2 separate regions of the Homo sapiens genome follow, and region 1 is linked to region 2. A link is an interaction called in ENCODE POLR2A ChIA-PET data of the cell type or tissue named here. Cell type or tissue: MCF 10A. All regions are shown on one strand. Each heading gives the region's core, and the rest is flanking DNA. Links, peaks and the distances in the headings are about the cores only. Region 1 has its middle 210 kb from the start of MIR891A. Region 2 has its middle 300 kb from the start of MIR891A.

Region 1 (8,678 bases), core at 2,660-5,159, 87 kb after region 2:
TGTGATCTAAGTTTTTGGTCAATGCGACCATATCTTCATTAGAGGACACCCCAAGCCCAAAAGCAGTGAGGATCTTGTACACTCATAGAGGTACCACCTCGGTGGTCTTAGATAAGGTCCATAAGAATTCTCTGGATTACCAGGCAGAGACTCTTGTTTTCTTCCCTTACTATCCCCCAAACAGAGTCTCTCTCTCTGCTGAGTTCCCTAGAGTTTGGCGGAGGAGTGACTGAAGCAGGCCTGTGGCCACCATCACTGTGACTTTGCTGGGTCAGACCTGAAGCCAGTACAGCACTTGGTCCTACCCAAGGCCTATGGTAACTACTGCATGGCTACTGCTTGTGTTTGCTGAAGGCCTTATGGCTATATAATCTGCAGGCAGCAAAGCCAGCCAGACTTGTGCCCTTCCCTTTGGGTGACAAGTCTCCCCTGGCCCTGACTGGGTCCAAAGTTGCTGTCTGGGAGTCAAAGCTTGGAGATAGAAACCTTAGGTATCCACCTGGTACTCTATTCTACTGTGGCTGAACTGCCACCCAAACCACAAGACAAAGCCTTTTCCTCTCTTCCTCTCTTTCCACGAGCAGAGGAGTCTCTCCCCATGGCCACAACCATGGGGATGTACTGCCTGGCTACCGCTGATGTCCGCTTAATTCCCAAGGGCTCTTTAGTAAGCTTGTGGTGAATGCTGGCAGGCCTTGGACTCTCACTTCAGGGAAGTGTGCTCACCTCTGCCCCAGTGAAGGTCCAGAAATGCCTTCTAAGAGCCATAGGCCTGGAACTGGTGACCCCAAGAACCCACTTGGTGCTCTGCCCTACTATGGCGAAGCTGATGCCTAAGCTGCAAGACAAAGTCCTCTTTACTCTTTATTTTCCTTTTCTCAAGCATAAGGTGTCTCTCTTCTGTAGCCACCACAACAGGGAATGTGCTTACTCACATCTGAAGCGAGCATGTCTTCTAGTCTCATCTGAGGCCCACAGTAAGTACTGCCTGGCTACCAAAGGTCACTATTCAGGGCTGAAGGGCTCTTTAATCAGCAGGTGATGAGTCCTGCCAGTACTGGGTTCTTCCCTTCAATGCAGTGGGTTCCCATCTGGCTCAGAGTATATCTAGAAATGTCAATCAAAAGCTAGGGCTCAGGACTCTGCCTGGTGCCCTACCCTACTATGGCTGAGCTGACATACAAGGTGCAAGACAAAGTCCTCTAGTCTTCCCTCCCTTCTCCACAAGCAAGAGGAAGGGGACTCTCACCTCAGCAGAGTTATGCTGCTTGGAGTTCAGGGAGGGGTGGAGAAGCACTCCTTTGGCTGCCCCAGCTGATGTCTCACTAGGTTGAATGCACCCCACTTCCACTGGTTTTGAGCCCAGCACAGCTCCATGACTTACCCAGGAATTACAATCCTGTGACCTAGACTGAAGTTCAGGTTTATTTAGAACCACAGAGCACTTTAGTTCACAGGTTCTGACTGCTGGGATGAGTGATTCCTATCTGGCTAGGGTTGGTCTAAATGCTCCCTTCATGAGCACCAGCTGAGTTCTGCCTGGTGTTGCTTTCACCGTGATGGGGAAAGCAGAGAGTTTCAATGCAAAGTCACACAATCACTGTGCTCTCCATCTCCCAAATGCACAGATTCTCTCTTCATGTTATGTGGCTGCTGCCTCAGGACGGGAGAAGGGTGGATTCGGTAACTCAAGACCGTCTTTCCTATCCTCTCCAGTGCCTCTTTCCTTGCTATGATGTGAAAGCCATGTACTGTGATAATTCACCTAATTTTCTGGTTTTTAAGAAGGGCGCTTTTGAGTGTGAATAGTTGTTCAGTTTGGTGGTCCTCTGTGGAGGATGATTGGTGGACGCTTCTATTTGGCCATTTTGCTCTGCCCCTTCTCTCAATTGACATGAGTTGTAAATGCACAGATTCTTCAAACACACGGTTTGGTTTCTGAGTATTTATCCTTATGTGAACAATGAGGCACAGACAAAAATGTGCACCATATCATTGTTGAAAGAGAACTTAAATGCGTATTAATTGGATAGTGGGCAAATAAGTTGCAGTAACAACCATACTATACATTAAAATGATATATTTAAAGAGGATGATGTATACACTGACATAGAACAATGTCTAATATACAACATTTAGTGAAAATAAGAGAGTGTTTGAATAATACACACTGCAAAGTCCAATTTATATAAAAAGGTATATTTGTACAAAACAGGGCTAGAAAGATATCCGTAAAATTGTTCACAGTGGTTGTTTCTGGGAAAGGAAGGCAAAATTAAAGGCAAAGTTTCCATTTTGTCCTATAGTCTGCATTATTTGAAATTATTTTTATGACAAGATGGTATCTACACATTGCTTTCATAAAAACAAATTAAAATACATGTATTTTCTTTCCAAATTTCTTCTCTTGAATAAAGTATATTAAATCATATTTTCATAAGCTTTATATCTCTTATTTCTTTTTAATATGATAAGTATAAATACCCATTTAAAAATTCCAGCAGCCTAAGTTATTCTAAATTCAACTTTCTAATTTTAATGAATGTATTCTGCTTAATTGGAGAGCTACAAAAGAAAAAAAAACTTGCGTAACTGAGCAATTTCATTTGTTTCCTTGAGCCAAAAAAAAATCATTTGACATGTTTTCAACAGTCATGTATGGTCAGTGACTTACTGATGCATCTGAGTCCTGTAGTTCAGCATGCTGGTTGATAGCCAAATGACACTGGCACATAATTCACTTGTTTCTTTCATTTCTGAGTCATTGTGTCCACTAAACTTTCACTATGAGTCACAATCGAATTAGTCTTTCACAAAAATACAGCTATATACTAGATTATCTGGGTGCGCCTGATTCAACCTGTCAAAAGGCCTAAAGAACAGAGCTGAGGCTTCACAGAGGAAGAAATCTCCATGGTGGGCAGCAGCTTTAGCCCAGGTGTAAGAGTTCTAGCCTTCTTTTTCTGGCAAACTGCATCTATGGATTTTGGACTTGACTAGCCAGTCCCACAACTGTGCAGTTAGTTCCAGCCAATAAATCTCTTACTATAAAAAAATAGGCTCTTAGCGAATATAAACAACAGTCAGCTTTTAACACTTAAGCAGAACACGCAAGTAATACTTCAAAGCAGTTTTCATTATTGAACAATTTATTGTTTTTTGCATCTCATGTAAATAGAATAAGGAAGCAAATATTCCATATTTGTTATTATGCACAAGAAATATTTGACAAAAGCTCGGACTGAAATCACGGATGTCTTCTTGTATTTTGTCAGAGTAATATCTCTCAAGGCATGTAATGCAGTAGAATGAGTCTCAGTGAGACTTGAAAATCTTAGGATTTAGTGACAGCTTTTGCATTTTCTTGCTTTGTGACACTGAAAGAAGCACATAACCTCTATGAAGTTCATTGTCCTTATTTGTAAGAGATAGATAATTATACCCAACCTCTATGAACCTCATTGTGCATATATGTAAAACACAAACAATGTCTGTCCTTTTCCCCTCACAAGATTGTTAGAAGATTCACATGCAATAGTGGAGGGCGAATTCTCTCAACTGCAAAGCACTATACACACAAGACATATAAATATTAGATGACAATCAGCCAGTTGATGTTGTACCCGTACAATCAACAGCAAGCCAAAATAACGATTTGAGCCCTATGCTTCTCTTGCAAAATTTTTTCTTGTATTATAAATTCAAGTCTAAAGAGTAAAATGCAATAAATACATTTCCGTGGCATAGTCACTGGGGAGACAGAGAGCCCTATAGGAAGGTACAGACTCCAATATTATTCTGAATAGTGTGGAGAAATAGCTGTCAGTCCTTTTCACATCTTGTTATCTTTTGGTCAGTGAGGCTCTTTGGTGTTGGAGCTGCTGCCTTAGTCTCCAGGGAGAAGGGCTCAAAGCTTATGGTGCAATGGGAGGTTTGCAGAGAATCTAGCTAGTCATCAGCAACCACTAGCTGCACGATGACTCAGTGCTCTTCTTTAACTAGATAAAACATTATTTTTTAATCCTTTGCCAAAACACATTTTTTAAATGCAGAGACCAGAAAAAAAATAAGTCAGCTTTTAATGTTTTTGCACGTTGCATATTATATTTCTGTCTAAAAGGAGGCTGCATGTTTGGACAGTGAAAAGGATGTGTGGAGTAAACAGCATCAGGTAGGGAAAACCTCAGGCAGTGATAAGATTTGAAAAATTTTTGGCAACCCAAAACAGTTCTCCAGGGCAAAGAGAAAAATTTAGAGGAGTTCCACCTTGGCCAAAATGGCCAGGTCCTTGCACCTCCAGTGTATCCAGTCATCGGCTAATGATTACATAGGAAGCGTGTGGCCCCACCTGGAAAGCTGAGGCATTTCCTCAAGGAGCTAATGGTTGTAGGCTGTCAGTTAGTTGCACTCCCTGCAGCTGAATTGCAGATTTTTTCCGTGGGGACATTCAGGTACACACCTTTATTGCTGCAACAGAGGTGATGGAGTCCAGGTGAGAAAGGTAAGACATAGAAAAGACTTCTGGGGGAGAGGGATAATGAGTATGTCAGGTAAATAAGTAGGATTTCTGGGTAGCGCTAAGGACTCACTTGAATTTAAATGGAAATCTGTCAGCATGATCCTTTGCTTTTCTCAATTTGTGTTCACATACTGCAATAGATAAGTAGGGCTGGATTTACCAGGGTTGGGATTTTGCTATCTGAGAACAACAAAGAGCAATGTCTGTAGAGTCCATTCAGTTCCCAAATTCTACAATTTTTTTGTGTATGAAGGTGACCTGACTTTCACCCCAGTAGCTCCCATATTAATTCCAGAGACTGGCAAACAGGCCATGGGCCTAATCTAGCCTAAATGTTTTTGTCAATAAAGCTTTATTGCTCAGAAATCCCATTACTGGGTATATAACCAAAGGAAAATAAGTCATTTTACAAAATGCCACATGCATGCATGTGTTCATCACAGCACTGTTAACCATAGTAAAGATATGGAATCCACCTTGGTGTCCATCAGTGGAGGATGGATTAAGAAAACGTGGTACATATACATCATGGAACACTACACAGCAATAAAAAGGAATGAAATCATGTCATTTGCAGCAACAAGAAGGCAGCTGGAGGCCATTATCCTAAGTGAATTAATGCAGAAACAGAAGACCAAACACTGCATGTTCTCACTTATAAGTGGGAACTAGATATTGATTATACATGGACACAACGATGGGAACAATAAACACCGGGGACTATTAAAGGGGATAGGGAGGGAGGAGGGCAAGGGTTGAAAAACTATGCTGACTACCTGGGTGATGGGATAAGTCATACCCCAAACGCCAGCATCACACAATATACCCATGTAACAGACCTGCACATATAACCTCTGAATCTAAAAGAAAAGTTGAAATTATAAATTAATTAAATAAATAAATACAGTTTTATTGGAACATGGCCATACCCACTCATTTACATATTGTCTATTGCTTTCTTTTCATGCTACAAAGGCAGAGTTGAGGGTTTGCAACAAAGACTAGAGAGATCAAAAGGCCTAAAATATGGACTATATGGTTCTTTACAAAGTTTGTCTCTGGATTAGGCTAATTTATCTGCCTTCCTCTGTGGATCCCTCACAAAACTGTAGCGTCAAAGATCATAAGTACCTGGTGTAGACGAGGGGTATTCTAGGAAAATGGGCATGCGAGCAGGTTTTACCCCTGCTAGACCCGTCAGCCCTTAGCAAATCATTAACACTAAGGTGTACACAAATATATTTTTGTTGAATTAATCAATGTTAAATATCATCTCATCTTTGCATTAATTCTACAAATATCCAGGCCACTGTTAGTTATAAGGGCTGGAGATACAGCATGTTATCATTTGTACCTGATGTTTTTTCACAAATATGTATTTTTATCTTATTTTCCAAGTGAAAATACCACTGCTTGTCCAACATATATTACCATCTTATCTGTAAGTAATGACCAATGAATAATTTTGTATTAAAATGATACACAAGACAATTTTTTGGATAAGCAGAACCAGAATTCTAAAATTCTGCTGAAATTTTTATAGTATGTCTATTTGACACAGAGCTAGACAAAGTCTATAAACAACTCCTATTTCTAGTTCCAGTCATTGCTGGCATTAGCCATGTTTCCTAGCATCCATTCATCAAGCATTTAATCAGTTAGTCTCTCAGGTGTGAAGTTCGGGAAATGATGCGGCATTCGCAGTACACAGCCCATATCAGGTTGCAAAAAAGAAAGCTGAGGCTGAAGGATCCTGCTCTGTGTACCATTCAGATGAAAGAAGTTGGTTTAGAACATATAGGAAGGTCTGGAGATTGGAGAGGGAAAAAAACTATGACTTGGGGAAATGGAGAAGTCCAGAGGTTGTTGTGGGAAGAGGATAAAAGATAATAAAACATGAAGGACAATGGTGGAATTTGAGAGGAACAGATTGCTCAGAGGACCAGGTAATGGTTACCTAGAGCTGAGGGATAAATTTCCCAAGTACAGGATCAAATATTAGCATGGCAGGTGATCCAAGTGCTCTGAACTCTTGGGCACAGGAGGAGTCTCTGTTTCCTCTACCAGAAGAAAAACAAGAAGATAACATGTTAGTGACGCTGGACAGAGCTAGAATCTTCCTATGGCATATTTGCATTTCATTTGTAATCTGCAGAAATGATAGTTATTGTAGAGTGTCTATTCATTAAAGCTCTTTCTACAACTTTGTGTGCATTGTTGCTATGCAGGACAAAAAGGGTGCTCAGCTGCTGTTATGGAATGAATTGTGCTCACCCTCCCCTCCAAAAAAAACCTCATATGTGATGCCCCAAATCCCAATGTGGCTGTATTTGGAAATAGAATCTTTATGGAGATAGTTTATGTTAAATGAGATCAGAAGACTGGGGTGTTAATACAATAGAACTCATGTCTTTATAAGAAGAAGAAGGGACACTAGAGATTTCTTTCACTCCTCTCTCTTTCTCTTTCTCTTTCTCTCTCTCTCTGTCTCTCTCTCTCTCTCTCGCCTTCTCTGCACCTGCACCAAAGAAGAGGCCATGTGAGAACATCTATAAACCAGGAAGAGAGGCCTTATTAGGAACTGAATCAACCAATGACTCCTTCTGGGAATTCTAGTCTCCAGAAATGAGAGAAAATAAATGTCTGTTGTCTAGGCCACCCCTCTAATATGTGGTGTTTTGTTACGGCAGCCCAAGCAGACTCACATAGATATCCTGTATCTTCTAGATAGGGTTTAATGCCAACTAAAGCCAGACACATACAGAAAAGTAAGGCTACATTCCTGTGGTCAGGGATAACTATGTATTTATGGTTGTCTTTTCATGGATGTCCCTGCATCCAATCCATCCTGTACACTGAAGCTGAAAAGGTGTTTTTCTAAACTGTGTCTCACTCACACATCGTCAATGGCTACCACCTATAGAATAATAAATAGAAGACAAGTCCCATATGCCTTCAGCTGCCATATAAGGTTCTCAATAATTCTGTTCCAACTTGAATTTTTGGGGCTGCCACCCAGCCCTCTTTGAAGCCACACAGCTTCAACTTCAGCTATAGCTCTTGCACTTTCTCAATGTGTCATGCTCTTGTATGCTTGAGTGACTGAGTCATTACCCTGCCTAGAGTGTCTTCTCACACATCAAGCCTCTGAAACTCAAGTACCTGCCACACCCCTCTTCTCCTCCCAGGGCCAACTCAAATGTCACACGCTCTCCGTCAATCTCTCATATCTCAGGTGGAACTAATTCTTCCCTCATTTCTGTCCCTACATTTATTTCACTTTTTAAATACTTGCCACTTTAAATTGCAGTTACATTTTAGAGTGTCCACCCTCCTTCCCAAATAGTGAGCTCTTCAAAGTAGAGAACATGTCTTACTCATCTCAGAGAGAACAATAACAGCCCAATAAAAGAAGCTGAATAACTGTTGAACAAACTTACATTCAAGAAGATCACTGTGAAACAGCAATGAGACCCCTCAGGAATAGCTAAACGAATAACTTGCCAGCACACTGACGCGAGATTCCATTCTCTAGCCAAACTACATAGTTATCACCAAGAGCATTAAACTGGTAGGAAATCACATTTTTATGAAAAGTAAAGTCCAATATTCTTGTAGATGAGGAGGAGGAATAAGACTAAAAAAGAAGTGAGTACCAATACTTGTGAATTTTAAAAAGGCACACTGGCCCAATGGTTTCCTTATTTGTAAAATCAGAGCTGTAGATGAGATGACTTCTAAGTGCCTCCCAAATCCTAAATTCCCTTGTTGCGTGATTTGCCAGATAGGCAAGACAACACTTATGTCTACAGCCATGGAGTCATAATTTTGCAATTATTGTGTGCTGAAGAAATCAGCTCCTCATAATAACCAGAGAGATGGTTAACTGGAAAGAACGTGGTTAAAAATATGCTTTAAAATAAAATGAAAGACCCAGAACAGTACTCAATTATGCAGCTGCCTGCCTGGGCTGCCTCCCTGGACCCAACAAGCCTTCAGATTTAACGACTGGGGTTACCTGGGAGCATTTCCCACATGTTTAAATATCAGTAAGCCTGACAGGCCACTGCTTCTTGAGGCAGAGGGACCAATGCAAAATAAGCATCAGATTTCAAATGCAAAACCAAAGCACTGGTTTTAAAAAAATATAAGCTAAATA
Region 2 (8,678 bases), core at 2,037-4,536:
CTTGAAATAGTCATCCATCACACCATTTCCTCATGTCTGGACTGTTGAATATCTCATTTTACACCTTCATTATAAACTCATACTAATTTTTGCAGTTACATAATTCACTAATTTTCTGCTGAAGTTTCATCATTCTGTAGTTAAACTCATCTTAAGATTTACTTGAATCAAAAATGAGGATTCTTCTCTGATTTCTTATTGTATTCCCTCAATTTTGCCTGAAGTGTTTTAACTTCTATAGTACAAAGAGAACTTGAAGGGCATTTCCTAAAGCTCCTTTTTTGCCTGATGGGAGGAAGTGACTTGCCTAAGCCAGCATAGTAACAAAACTGTTTTTTGTTGTTGTAGTTGTTGTTCTTGGTTTTGTCTGAGATGGAGTTTTGCTCTTTCACCCAGGCTGGAGTGAAGCAGCGCCATCCCGGCTCACTGCAACTTCCGCCTCCCAGGTTCAAGCGATTCCCCTGCCTCAGCCTCCCAAGTAGATGGGGTCATAGGCACCCGCCATCATGCTCGGCTAATTTTTTTGTATTTTTAGTAGGACAAGGTTTCACCATGTTGGCCAGGCTGGTCTGGATCTCCTGACCTAAGGTGATCCACTTGCGTCTACCTTCCAAACTGCTGGGATTACAGGCGTGAGCCATCGTGCCCAGCCACAAAACTGGTTTTTGACCCTTGTCTTCCAATCACGAATCAAGTCTTCTTTTATAACACCAAGCACAAATAACCTAAAAGTGTTACTTTCTCAGGGGAATAACTCTTCAAATAAAAATGGAAAAAGAAGTCTGTGCTTCATTGATCTCTCTGGTTTATTTTCTGAGAGTACAGTCACCTATAATGCAAAGACACTTTTCCTATTAGTGTCAACAACACGACACTATTATGTTGTTACAACATATAGTGGCCATAACATATTCCATTATATCAGCAGATTTTGTATAATAAGAAACACAAACTCATGGCTCTCCTGCTCTCCCATTTAATTATGAATGCACTAAAATAGCAATACCAATATTATGAAGTTTCCCCAAAGGGCTACTTCAGCTATTATTTTTATGACATATATAGGCTTAAAGTATTTCCCAATACATATTCAAAAACAGAATTACGAAAAGTGAACTTGGGAAGACACTTCCACATGAAATCCCATTGAAGTTATAAGACAAAGCATTCATGAAACTGCAAATTCATTTTCACACATTGTGTTTAAAAAGATAAAGTGTACTTAATGGTTTTATTCTGCATAACATATAACCATAAAGTATCCAGAGAATGTTCTTAGTGAATTTGGTTTATTTCCTTCTTAAAGAAAATTACGAAGAATAGTCAATGGAAACTCACTCCGTGTCAACCCCCACCCCACCCTTGAGCAGGAGACCCATTTTTTCCATACTAGGTAATAAAATGCACCTGGAACTATACAATTTTCTAAAGGTCATAAGAGGGAGAGGGAATCGGAACCACCATTTGCAATCTTATTCAGGATCTTCAGCATTCTCACTGCAAGCCTGTCAGAAATGTGAAGGCGGAAACATTGAAGTGTTAGTCTACACAACTGAAAATTACACATTTCTAACAAGAGTTCAGGTGATGCTGATGTTTCTGGTCCATGGACCACACTTTGCATAGCAAAAATTAATACATTAAGCGCCGGGCGCGGTGGCTCACGCCTGTAATCCCAGCACTTTGGGAGGCCAAGGAGGGTGGATCACCTGAGGTCGGGAGTTCGCGAGCAGCCTGACCAACTTGGAGAAACCCTGTCTCTACTAAAAATACAAAATTAGCCGGGCGCGGTGGCACATGCCTGTAATCCCAGCTACTCGGGAGGCTGAGGCAGGAGAATTGCTTGAACCTGGGAGTCGGAGTTTGTGGTGAGCCGAGATCGCACCATTGCACTCCAGTCTGGGCAACAAGAGCGAAACTCTGTCTCAAAAAAAAAAAAAATTAATACAATAATATTTTACCAAGGTCATTAGCTAATAAGAAGAAAAGAAAAGAAAGGTAGAAAGACCTAGTCTTCTCAAAACCTCCTAACCACGGTGTCTCAGCATTCTCTTCCAAACTGCTTCTATTTTAAGAATGCAATGCCGGCCGGGCGCAGTGGCTCACGCCTGTAATCCCAGCACTTTGGGAGGCCGAGGCAGGCAGATCACAAGGTCAGGAGATCGAGACCATCCTGGCTAACACAGTGAAACCCGGTCTCTACTAAAAATACAAAAAAAAAAAAAAATTAGCCAGGCGTGGTGGCGGGCGCCTGTAGTCCCAGCTACTTGGCAGGCTGAGGCAGGAGAATGATGGGAACCCAGGAGGTGGAGCTGCCAGTGAGCCGAGATCTCACCACTGCACTCCAGCCTGGGCAACAGAGCAATATTCTGTCAAAAAAAAAAAAAAATGCAATGCCATACTGTGCAACTCTGAATTTTACATGGAATAGGGACTGACTCATGAAGTCGTGCATGGATAAAATACAAACAATGGTATACATTCATATTATGTTACATGTGATGTATAAAGCTAAACACAGTGTCATAACACTGGTTCTTCAGTGTTTAAACCTATTTTATGGTGTATGGTTTTATGCAAACAAAAGTGATGTGTGAAACCATAATGTTATAGGAAATAGAAAGAAATTATTTAGGTAGACAGTTAAGGTAAAGCGAGTCCCCAGCAGAAAACTTTCCTTGTAACAAAAAGCAGCTCAAAAATAGCTCCCTTTTTAACCTCATGCAGTTCAAAGAAATCACTTCTAACAACAAGCTGCCTGAAAGAGCAGGCAGAGATAAGACAGCTCCACACAGAAGTGGGGGTGGGAAGAGTCTCCTGGGTAATCGCCCAACTTCATACTTATACAATGGGCCCAGTAAAACAGTGGGTCTTAATAAGTACATTCCCTTCCCTTTAGGCCACTAAGATAGGGAAACTAAAAGCAGACTGGGGGGCAGGGGGATGTCTGCAGCTACAAGAAGATGTATGGGAATAGACATGGAAACTCTCCCTCCCAGATAAGCTAGACAAAGAAACACAGACTAAAAGTCAGCCTACATGGTCCAGTAATGGGGTGAGAGATGATTAAAAACTCTGCTCTATACAGATAGCACACCTGGTCCCAGCTGAATCATCGTGCCCTAGGAGGATAAGACCTCCCCTCCTCGCTAATCCCCTCCTCACTAGCCCATTTATAAAAACCCTGACATTGTTACTACTACTTGGCAACCTGCTCAGGACCCCTCTCTGTGAGGGAGAGCTGTACTTTCATTTTGCCTATATAAACTCCCACTCCAAACTCACTTTGTCTGTGTGTGTGTCCATGACCTCAATCTCCTTGGCCGTGAGACCAAGAACCTTCGTATTTACCCCAGACAATGAAGCTGCTTCAATAATAGGCAAAACAGGCCAAATTTATATCACATTCTGTGTCTGAATGGACAACCCATCAATTATAATATAATACAAAATTATCTACTTATATACCATCATACCCTCCTAATACAAACAATGTGATACCAGAAAGCCCTCTGCATTAGAGAATTAAAAAAGGGTATGCCATTTTTAAAAGCCACACCTCAATAGAAAAGTCTGGTGAGAGTAAAACAATGTGATTTATTTATTTATTATTTTTTTTCTTTTTGAGACAGTTTCACAGCGGCGCATTCTCAGGTCCCGAGTTAAAGCAATTCTCATGCCTCAGCCTCCTGAGTAACGTAGGTTACAGGCGTACGCCACCAAGCCTGGCTAATTTTTGGTATTTTGGTAGTCACAGGGTTTCATCATGTTGCCCAGGATGGTCTCGAACCCCTGAGCTCAGGCAATCCTCCCACCTCAGCCTCCCAAAGTACTAGGATTACAGGCATGAGCCACTTCATCCAGCTGCCAATGTGATTTCTTCAACCAGCCATTTTAAAATAAAGTACCAAGCAACAGAATGACAACATAAAACTGAAACACAAACGATGACAATGATCTTGCACCCGGATATGTAAATAATACCTGCAAATTAATAATTAAAAAACAGCTCAACAGAAAAATGAACAGAAGTCTTGAGAAAACCAAAGAGAATATACAAATGACCAAAAACATCAAAAGGTTCCCAACCTTATCAGCAATAAGGTGAATAAAAATTAAAACCAAAAGGAAATGTATTACAAACCCATAAGAATGGCTCAAAATTTTAAAATCTGACAATTTCAAGTGCTATGAAATGTGTAAAGCAAAGGAAAACTTCATAAACAGCTATTGGGAATGCTAGTTGATACAACCACGTTGGAAAATGGGCATTATCCACTACAGTTGAAAATATGACCCAGCAATTCTACCCTGGAGTATAACCCCAACAAAAAAAATGCATCAATATTTGCACAAAGACACGTTCAAGTATTTTCATAGCAACATTGTTCATAATACCCCAAAACTGAAAAATAAATTTTATGTCCATCATCACCACAATGGACATCTATATTATGGTTTAGCCATACAATGTAATACTGCACAACAATGAAAATTAATGACCTACTGCTTCATAAAACAATGTGGAAGAGCCCCAAAACAACATCGCATGAAAGAAAGGCAGGACCAAAATAAGATAAATTGCTTGACTCCATATATATGAAGTTCAAAGGTAAGAAACACAAGTCATGCAAATATTTCTGTGGGGGGATGAAAGAGGAGACGTAATCAGGAGGGGATATAAGAGGCTTCCGAGGTGCCAGCAATATTCTATATCTCGACCTGAGCACGTTTACATATATGTGATCACGCTGTAATAATTCATGGAGTTGTACATTCATGATTTGTGAATTTTTCTGTATGTAGTTTATATATCAATGAATAATTTAAAACAAAGAAAGTCAACAAATACTTATTGTGCACTTATTTGTGTGCTAGGAATTGAACAGCAAAGTGGAAATTATTTCTGCTTTTATGGGCTTTAAAGTGTAGAGAAGGCATGCATGAAATAAGGAAGCAGCTAAATAAACATACCATTATAAACCAATTAAGTGCTATAATATATAAGGACAGGGTGCAATGAGAGAAATGACAATAAATGAAAAAAATTACCTTTCGTAAATCCAGGGGAGCATCCCAGTGCTGTTGAAATATCACAAACGAGGCAGTGGTTGACCTACAAATAAACAGTATGAGGGAAGCTACTTTACTTTATGAAGATCTGCTATGTTCCACCTCCTTCAGAAATCAGATCACTTGTTAGGGAAAATATAATGAGGAAGCTGTAAGGTGTACAAGCAGCCCCTTCTTATTACCACTGGGCAAGGTTTCTTAAAATGAGATCTATACCTAGGCTTCTCAAACTTTAAAGTGCATATGAATCACTGTGGGACCTTATCAAAATAGAGATTTTGATACCATAGATATTGGGTGGGGCCTAAGGTACTGCATTTCTAACAATCACACAATGATGTCCACAGTGCTGGTCTGTAGACCATACTGTGAGAAAGGATGGTCCGTATGGTACCAAGCCAACTGATTAATTTAGCCAAACAACTACTTACTTCAATGGGAAACAGCAAAACCCCTAAGGAATCACTTCCCTGAATTGATAGCTTATTTGAAGTTTAATTTCAGTTTTAACATTGAAATCTTTAATGCTTATGTTTATTTGTTCACTTATTTTTATATCTGCCTTATTAAAAAATATTTGAGGAAAATTCCAGTCAGTTAAAATGACTCAGTAGAACATCACAAAACCATTTAAATTGTTTCTTTAAAAAATGTGCTATATTCTGCTCAACATCACTAATTACCAGAGAAATGCAAATCAAAACCATAAGGAAATATCATCTCACACAAGTCTGAATGGCTATTATTAAAAGTCAAAAAATAATAGATATTGGCAAGGTTGCAGAGAAAAAGGAACACTTGTACATTATTGGTGGGAGTGTAAATTAGTTCAACCATTGTGGATAACAGTATGACAATTCCACAAAGAGCTATAAACAGAACTACCACTCAACCCAGCAATCCCATCACTGAGTAAATACCCAAAGGAATATAAAATCTTCCATCACCAAGACAAACGCATGCATATGTTCATTGCAGCACTATTCACAATAGCAAAGACATGGAATGAAACCAGGTGCCCATCAAGGGTGGATTGGATAAATAAAATATGGTACATACACACCATGGAATACTACACGGCCATAAAAAAGAACATGGGTGCCGCTGAAGAACATTATCCTAAGTAAATCAATGCAGAAACAGAAAACCAAATACCACATTCTCTCACTTATAAGTAGGAGTTAAACACTGGGTATTCGTGGACATAAAGATAGAAACAATAAACACCAGAGACTACTCGAGGGAGAAGGGAGGGAAGGAGCCAAGGGTTGAAAAACTAACTTGTTTACTATAGCCACACCTGGGTTATGGGATCATTTGTATCCCAAACCTCAGCATCATGAAATATATCCATATAATAAACCTGCACATGTACCCCCGAATCTAATAGTTGAAATTATCCAAAAAAAATAAAAGAAATATTGATACAGACTATTAAAATTATCATGTAGATATGAAGCTATTATCAATTTAAAACAATTATATTTATCTGTCATTGAAGGTAGCCCTGAGACCAGGAGATTTAGGGGACAGAAAACGGAATGTGGAGTCAGAAAACTTGAGTTAGAGTTCCTCTCTGACAAGCATTAGTTCAGATCATGATGACACAATAAAACCCTTGATTCTCAATTTTTTTAAAAAAAATTAATATTTGTCAGATGCCTGCCTATTGCACTTTACAAATAAACTGATTTCTGCTTTTTAAATTGAGGTTTATTTGATATATAATGAATTACACGTATACAGAGTGTAAAATTTAATGAGATTTGACATCTGTACATCTTTGAAACCATCGCCTATGATTGATCCACATAATGAACATAACCATCACTCCCCCAAAATTTCCATAAGCCCTTTTGTAATCTCTCTCTCCCACCCCTGCCCACCTCTACTTTCAGCCCCTAGGCAATTACTTATTTGCTTTCTGTCATGAGAGAGTATTTGTATTTTTAAAGTTTTATATAAATGTCATCATAAAGCAGATACTTTCTTATCTGGCTTCTCTCACTCAACATAATTACGCTTTGATTTACCCATGTTGTTACATCCAACAGTTCGTTTCTTTATATTGCTGAATAGAATTCTACTGTATGAATGCACCAAAATATATTTATTTGTTCATCCCTATTTTAGTTCCAACTGCTATAACAGAATAGATAGACGAAGTGATTTATAAACAACAGAAATTTATTTTTTCACAGTTCTGGAAGCTGAAGTCTGAGAGCAGGGTGCCAGCATTATTATGTTCTGAAGAGGGCTGCTCTCTTCCAGGTTGCAAATTTTCATTGTATTCTCACATAGCAGAAAAGAGAATCCAGAGAAACTCTCTGGATTCTCTTTTCTAAAGGAATTAATCTCATTTACGGGGTCTCCACCTTTATGATCTAATTACCTCTTAAAAGCTCTCCACCTTCGTTTTTTTTTTTCGTATTTTTTTGTTTGTTTTGTTTTGCTTTGTTTTGTTTTGTTTGAGACGGAGTCTTGCTCTGTGGCCCAGGCTGGAGTGCAGTGGCGCAATCTCGGCTCACTGCAAGCTCCGCCTCCCGGGTTCACGCCATTTTCCTGCCTCAGCCTCCCGAGTAGCTGGGACTACAGGCGCCCGCCACCACGCCCGGCTAATTTTTTTGTATTTTTAGTTAGATGGGGTTTCACTGTGTTAGCCAGGATGGTCTTGATCTCCTGACCTCGTGATCCGCCCGCCTCAGCCTCGCAAAGTGCTGGGATTACAGGCGTGAGCCACCGCGCCCGGCCAAGCTCCCCCTTCTTATATCATCACATTAGGGGTTAGGATGCTCACATATGAATTTTGGGGGAACGCAAACATTTAGTTGTTAGCGATCTCTTCATAGCCATTTGGTTTGATTCTAATTTGGGGGTATTACAAGTGAAACACCTATGAACTTTTGTGTAAAAGTCTTTATATGGACATATGCTTTATCTTACATAAATGCCTCACAAAGAAATGGCTAGGTCACATTGTAAATAGTTGCGGAACTTTTTAAGAGACAAACTGTTTTCAAAGTGGTCGTCCCAGTTTAAATTCCTACTAAGCAGTTGATAAGCCTTTCCATTTCTCTACATCCTTGCTAATACTTAGTATGCTCAGTCATTTTAACCTTAGACATTCTAGTAGGTATATAGTAATATCTTATTGTGGTTGTAATTTGCATTACCCTAATAACGAATAGTGTTGAGCATCTTCTCATGGAATTATTTCCCATTCATATATCTTCTTTACTGGTGTCTGTTAAAATTTAGCTCATTTTTAAAGAACTGGTTAGTTTAGATTTTATTATTGAGTACTGAAGATTATTTACATATTCTAGATGATAAAGGATTCTAGAAGGCTTTATCAGATGGGCCCTTTGTAAAGAATTTCTGCCAGTTTATGACTTGTCTTTTTTAACTTTTTTTTTACAGTATCTTTAGAAGGGAAGAAGCTTTTAATATTGATGAAGTCCAATGTATAAATTTTGAATTTTATGGAATATGCTTTTGGTGTTATATCTGAGAAAACATAGCCTAACCCTAGGTCACAAAGATTTTAGGCTACATATTTTTCAAGAAGTCTTAGAGTGTTAAGTTTTATAACTAGATCTATCTTC

Evidence for each region. Peaks named below come from ENCODE experiments on the same cell type or tissue, not always from the same donor. Only the 100,000 strongest peaks of a DNase experiment are listed, where the experiment ranks them.
Region 1: POLR2A ChIA-PET joins it to region 2 with 5 read pairs; 2 of 35 experiments call an interaction of 5 or more read pairs at or near these places.

Annotation. Positions count from the first base shown.
Region 1 is chrX:146,237,334-146,246,011 of GRCh38, reverse strand. No RefSeq gene overlaps it. Among named protein-coding and RNA genes, the nearest start is that of MIR891A, 210 kb to the right of the region's middle. In MCF 10A, for the core only: no CTCF peak of the experiment used is centred there; DNase peaks (open chromatin) are centred at 2,721 and 3,921.
Region 2 is chrX:146,323,911-146,332,588 of GRCh38, reverse strand. No RefSeq gene overlaps it. Among named protein-coding and RNA genes, the nearest start is that of MIR891A, 300 kb to the right of the region's middle. In MCF 10A, for the core only: no CTCF peak of the experiment used is centred there; no DNase peak of the experiment used is centred there.